Regions from separate parts of the Mus musculus genome. Here region 2 is linked to region 1. A link is a contact called in ENCODE Hi-C or POLR2A ChIA-PET data. All regions are on one chromosome and are shown on one strand. Each heading gives the region's core, a stretch centred on a gene start or an enhancer-like site at or near the end of the contact. The rest is flanking DNA. Distances are from core to core; before and after follow the strand shown. Region 1 overlaps Ly6e (lymphocyte antigen 6 complex, locus E). Region 2 holds the start of Ly6a (lymphocyte antigen 6 complex, locus A).

The links. A loop is a pair of places that touch in the nucleus more often than their neighbours do. ChIA-PET counts read pairs that join two places held with the same protein, here RNA polymerase II (POLR2A).
Region 2: a loop to region 1 is called in a map of T-helper 17 cell, with 2.2 times the contacts of the local background. The contact joins the promoter of Ly6a here to the enhancer-like site in region 1. A Hi-C loop is called at or near these places in 3 of 37 maps with a recorded cell type or tissue (T-helper 17 cell and heart). POLR2A ChIA-PET finds 5 or more read pairs at or near these places in 1 of 5 experiments (embryonic stem cell).

What each region holds. Positions count from the first base shown.
Region 1 is chr15:74,957,882-74,960,581 of GRCm38, reverse strand. It overlaps Ly6e (lymphocyte antigen 6 complex, locus E), which reads right to left. Exons shown (of 4, transcript NM_001164036.2): 3 at 2,194-2,313; 4 at 678-2,089. The coding sequence ends at 1,869. Among named protein-coding and RNA genes, the nearest start is that of Ly6e, 4.2 kb to the right of the region's middle. Within about 2 kb of position 1,295, at least 1 of the 3 ENCODE cell types and tissues checked has a DNase peak (open chromatin) inside an H3K27ac peak, as active enhancers do.
Region 2 is chr15:74,996,603-74,999,302 of GRCm38, reverse strand. Ly6a (lymphocyte antigen 6 complex, locus A) reads left to right here and starts at 1,272. Exons shown (of 4, transcript NM_001271419.1): 1 at 1,272-1,424; 2 at 1,686-1,768. The coding sequence starts at 1,699. All of the region lies in intron 1 of Gm28068 (a long non-coding RNA gene), which reads right to left.

The sequences.
Region 1 (2,700 bases), core at 46-2,545:
CCCTCATACTGCTTTTGGTGGTTAGATCTGCTGGGACCACAGACAAGCCAGTCTCTAGAAACCTTACTCAGATCTGTCCTGAACACCACAGTGGATACTGTCTACACTGAGGCAGCCCAAGCTCCTTGCAGAAGATTTGGCTCCCACCTTTCTCCATTTGGCCTTTCAATATTCTAGGAACAAAGCATACTTTCTGAGTCTCAGGTGCTGTCCCGGTGACATTTCCCCAAAGTTTGTCCTTTTCAGGTAGCTGAGCTACCTGGTATGAGGCTAATTCCTTCTTGTACCCTCAGGCTATACGTCATGGGAACCCTGGTCTTGAGAATCATGGCACAAAGCCAATGCCTACATAGATTTTAGAAATTCACCCTGAGCCCCTGTGTTGTCCCTGTGTCTGACCCCCACTGGGCAGTATTCCTCAGACACGGATATCACCACAGCCAGGATCTGTGTGGATCTTATCCCATTATGGTATCACCCAACAGCCCAGAAGCTTAGGAACAGCTGAGAAATAGCTTCCTTAGGCACCCAGACTCAGGAGCTTCTCCATCAGTGTCCATAATACTCACAGCACTGAACCCCAGGAAGCCAGGTGTAGTAGCATCTGCCTGTAATGCCAGTACCTAACGTTCAAGTGAGATCCTGCCTCAGAAACAAAAAAGTCTAAGGGCCAGGTGTGGTGGTGCATGCCTTTAATTCCAGCACTCAAAGAGGATTGCTCTGGGTTTGGGGCAGCTAGTCTTAACATAGCGAGACCGTCTTAAAATACCAGAAAGCAAAGCAAAGCCAGTTATAGGGTGGACAAGTATCACTTGCCTGGGCCAGACTCCCATGGCTTAGACTACAGGGTAGTTTATGAAGGACAAGTGGCAACAGCAGGCCTCTGAAGTCTCTGGGGCAGACAAAGCTTGGGAATGTGTGACCAGCCTGATGGGCCTGCCTTTATGGGTAGCTGTACTTCTCAGCTTTCAGCCTGAGACAGCACACTTTCAAGTTCTCTCTGCCTTTGCTCTCTCTCTTTTCTCTCAGGCCTGTCTCACTAAATGGGCCTAGATTCCTGGGATTTGCTATGCACCAGGCTGGCCTCCCAGAGACCTCTGCTTCTGCTATGATGGCATCATAGGAATGTATCACTGTATCGGGGTTGGTCTTTCAGAATCGCTTAAGCAGGGCTGTGGGCCTGCAGGATCCCCAGGTCCCTTTGGACCGGAGGGGGAAGACGGGTTAAGGACAACCAGGACATAGCAGGAAAGGGTGTGAACGGTTTATTTGAGGCACTAGAATAGCAGCAGGAAGCCAGTGTGGGCAGAGAGGGCAGGATGGGACTCAACTGCATCGGGTAGTGGGAGCCTTCATCTGGAGGGGTGGCAGTCCTCCATGGGCAGCCTCCTGAACAGAGTACAAGGTGGGTACAATGATACCAGGGGGAGGGGTTTTGGTGGCGACACAGGCCTTCTGCTGTAGAATCTTTTCAGGTCTTCTTTGCCCACCCCAGAATCCAAGTGGCTTCATTCACACAGGGATACACTGAGCACACAGATATACATCTATTTGGATTAGACATCCTTGTCAGTGTGTCCACAAGATTCGGCGCTGACTCTGGTACTCTTGAGACTCCAAGGAGATCTTCACCCCTTCGCTGGTTCCCCAAGGGAGGTTATAGGATTGGCTCTGGAAGCAAGGGTAGCCAGTACCACTTCAACAGAGCAGGTATGGGTGAGTTTGGTACTTAGCCCTGACGTTGAGAGAGTGTGGAGGGGGAACTAGACACACCCAGGAGGAGCTGAAGGTTCCTAGGGTCCCCTGGGACCTAAAAGGAGCTGGGCTTTTCCTGAGCTGGGGGGATATGGAGAACACATGGGGGATGGTCAGGGGCTCAGCTGCAGCAGAGCCAACAAGCTAAGCAGGAGTCCAAGGCCCAGTAGTGGGATACTGGCACGAAGTCCGAGGCCAGCTGCGCTGAAGTTGCAGAAGGAGCTTTGGCAGCAGTAGCTGTTCACGGACGCCACACCGAGATTGAGATTGACATTTTCACTGGGGCAGATCGGGGAGCAGCCCTTGTTCAGGGTGTAGCCAAGGTTGACATTCCCTGCATGGAAAGTGAGGATGAGGGGACAGACAGACAGGGTAGCAGGAAATGGGGAAAGCCCCGCAGGTCCCTGGCCCTGGCTAGGGAAACAGGCAGCTACTCACCAAAGCCCGCAGCGGCAGATAACGTGATACAGTAATGGTCTTTCTCCTGGCATGAAACTGGCCACAGGCAGTTTATATTGTTCTTCTGATCGGTACATGAGAAGCACATCAGGGAATGAACTGCAAAAGGGACAATGCTGTAGGTGACACCTGCCTATTGCCTGGGGAAGCCTTCCAGGGTAAGGTGACTTTCCAGTGGGGCCCTTGATCCCCAACCCACTGACAAGAAGCAACAGCATGCTCAGCCCTGGGTCAGGGAAAAAAGCCAGCCAATGACAACTGACTTCAGACTTTGGTACTGGAGTGGCTAAAGTCAACACGAGGTGACAAAGGTGTAGCTGGGCCAGCACAGCATCAGGGGAACTAGGTCAGTTGGCTAGAGAGTAGGAGGTGGGAAGGCCAGACGTTCCTAGGAGGGCTGGCTCAGGAGGAGCCCTGGGCATCTACTCAGGAGAAAGAATGAGAGATCAGGAGGAGGACCAGGCTGCAGGGTTATCTCAGAGCTCC
Region 2 (2,700 bases), core at 23-2,522, 39 kb before region 1:
TGTCACCTGGGGTTCCAGCCATGACTCCCTCCTGTTCTCCGCCAAGCACAAGTGGTCTCAGAAGATACTAGAATATAGAGGATACAGAGGATTTACTGAAAGAGGGACTCCGTGTACTGCTTTTATGATGGGGTGAGATTTGGTGGTGACTAAGCTGCTCAGAATTTATGCATATTCCTGTAAGTGACCTCACCCATCCTCTGGGGGAAAAAAAGCCTCATAACCTCATTGGGTGGTGACATTGGCAGGGTTTATCACTTGGATCTTTCCTTGCCGCTTTTTCTTTGTTTGCAGAGGCTTGCTGTCTCCTGCTCTTTCTTTCACATACACTTCTTCATGCATGAGCCAATACCGAGCACAGCATGTGACAGAATTAGAGAGACAACATTTCTTGCTTGCTCTCTTCCTCTTACCACTGTGCTGGGTTATGCGGTGTTGGAGGCAAACTGTTTGCTTATATGATATATTATAGGGTAAGAAGGAAGGGGTTTTTAGTGGTGCTCGGGCAGAGGCCATGGAGTGTAAGCAGCCTTCCCTGCTTAAGTGGGGTGCGCTCAGCTTCACTGATGCTGTGGTCCATTTTGGGACTCAGTTGTCCTGTGAGCACAGCTGTTCATTTGCTGTGGTATCATCTCAGGATGATTTCCAGCTCAGGTCTCTACCTCTGTCCAGCACACACAGCCCCATACATCCCCAAACACATCAGACACTGCTTGGTAACTTCCATCCCAGTTGCCAGTTAGTTCTTGCCTCAGGACTCTCACTTTGTGGATGCAAGAGCCTACTGGGGGCTTGCTCACCAGAGCCAGTCTTTAAGTATTTGTAAATTGTTTTCCTGCTTATAGGAAGGAGGGCCATTGGCTCTGAGCCACTGCAAACCATACCTTCTATTTAGACACAGAAAAAAGCCAGGTAGTGGAGGCAGAAGTATCAGCGGCTGTTGTGCACCCCTTTGATAGCTGTGTGTTGGAGCCAGCCTGTTCTACTGAGCAAGTCCTAGGACAGCCAAAGCTACACAGAGAAACTTTGTCTCAAAAAAAAAAAAAAAAGTCAAAAAAAAACCCAAAATAAACAAACAAAAAACACGAAGCTAAACAAAACAAAAACTAGTAAAGGGCTGAGCAACTTGACTTCTTCCCTTGCTTTCTAATTGGCAAGCACAAGTCAACTGTGGCCTCTGGCCCTCGGCCCTCTCAGTTCTCCTGCACCATGGTTCCTCCCCAACTGCTATAAATCTGGCTTGATCAGGTCACAAACAAATCTTGCTACCTCTTAACCAATAAACATGATGGCCTGGAAAAGGTTAAGTACTGAAACCCCTCCCTCTTCAGGATGCCAGCTGGGAGGAGCTGAAGGAAATTAAAGTACTTCAGTCCACATCTGACAGAACTTGCCACTGTGCCTGCAACCTTGTCTGAGAGGAAGTAAGGACTGGTGTGAGGAGGGAGCTGCTAGGTGACAAAGGGAAGAGCCCTCAGGATAGGGCTGGGGTTGGGAGTGTGGGATTAGGAAGGAAGAGCTGGGTGGGTGGTGGGTGAGAGAAGTAGGCAGACATGTATTCCTCAGGGAAAGCTGTGTGGAGGGTTGGAGGGAGGGAAGATCGGATGCCTGAGCTCTGTGAGAGCCCAGGGATGTGATTGGGGGTCTATTAATTGGCTCCAACTTCCAAGGTTTTATCTGTGCAGCCCTTCTCTGAGGATGGACACTTCTCACACTACAAAGTCCTGTTTGCTGATTCTTCTTGTGGCCCTACTGTGTGCAGAAAGAGGTGAGGTAGAAAATGAGAGAGGGGCAGAAGGATACAATGGAGATGGAAAAGGGCCTCAGGGTTGTGGGTACACCTACACTTCCATTGTGTGCCCAGTACCCGAGATGTGCTGGGGTCATGGGATTGGGAATGGGCTTGTGGTGGGTGAAGCCTTCTGTGGTGGGGTGCTTTACTGGGTCTGTAAACCTGTCAGAACCTGCCTTGCAACCATCACCACATACCAAAAGGACACGTGGAGCTCAGTATCTCTGCCACAGAACCTGGCCACCAGAGCAGCCTGTCCTTAGACTCTACCCTTCTGCACTGGCCTCCCAATCAGGACACTGGCCTGTGTGCACACAAACTGGAAGAGCCTTCTTTTTCTCCCCAGATGCCAAGTCAATGGATTTGGAATCCTTATTGCCTGGACTTTGACTTTTCCTTATGTCCCAGCCCATGCCACATGAGACCCAAATGCTATGCCTTCTGTACTCTAAGAAATTCTGAGCTCTAAGATACGCCTATACTTGTAGTTACATGTGTATTGCAGGAAGCCTCATGGTGAGCCTCAGCTTTAAGCTGACTCTGGGAAGTTCTGTGCTTTGTCATGCTCCAATACCCAGGGGCCAGCTCTGCAGGTGTAGGGTAGGACAGGTCAGAAGAGCCCTCTCTATTTGGTGGCCCCAGCATCTACTTACACACCCACTCACTGCTTCAGCGGACATTTGGTATCTATATCTTCCCAATATGGTGGCTGTCTCTTTAATATCTCTTGGGGTGCACATGTCTCCTGTGGGGCTGTGTAGCTGAGACAGCAGTACCAGGCATCTTTAAACAACAGTGGTTCTTGGTTCACTCTTGACTGAACAGTAATGTCCTTGCTCTGACCTAGCAGCCAGCAGCTGTGTGCAAGTAAAGACATTGGAGAGGAGGGGTCTGGGCTAGGAATTGCA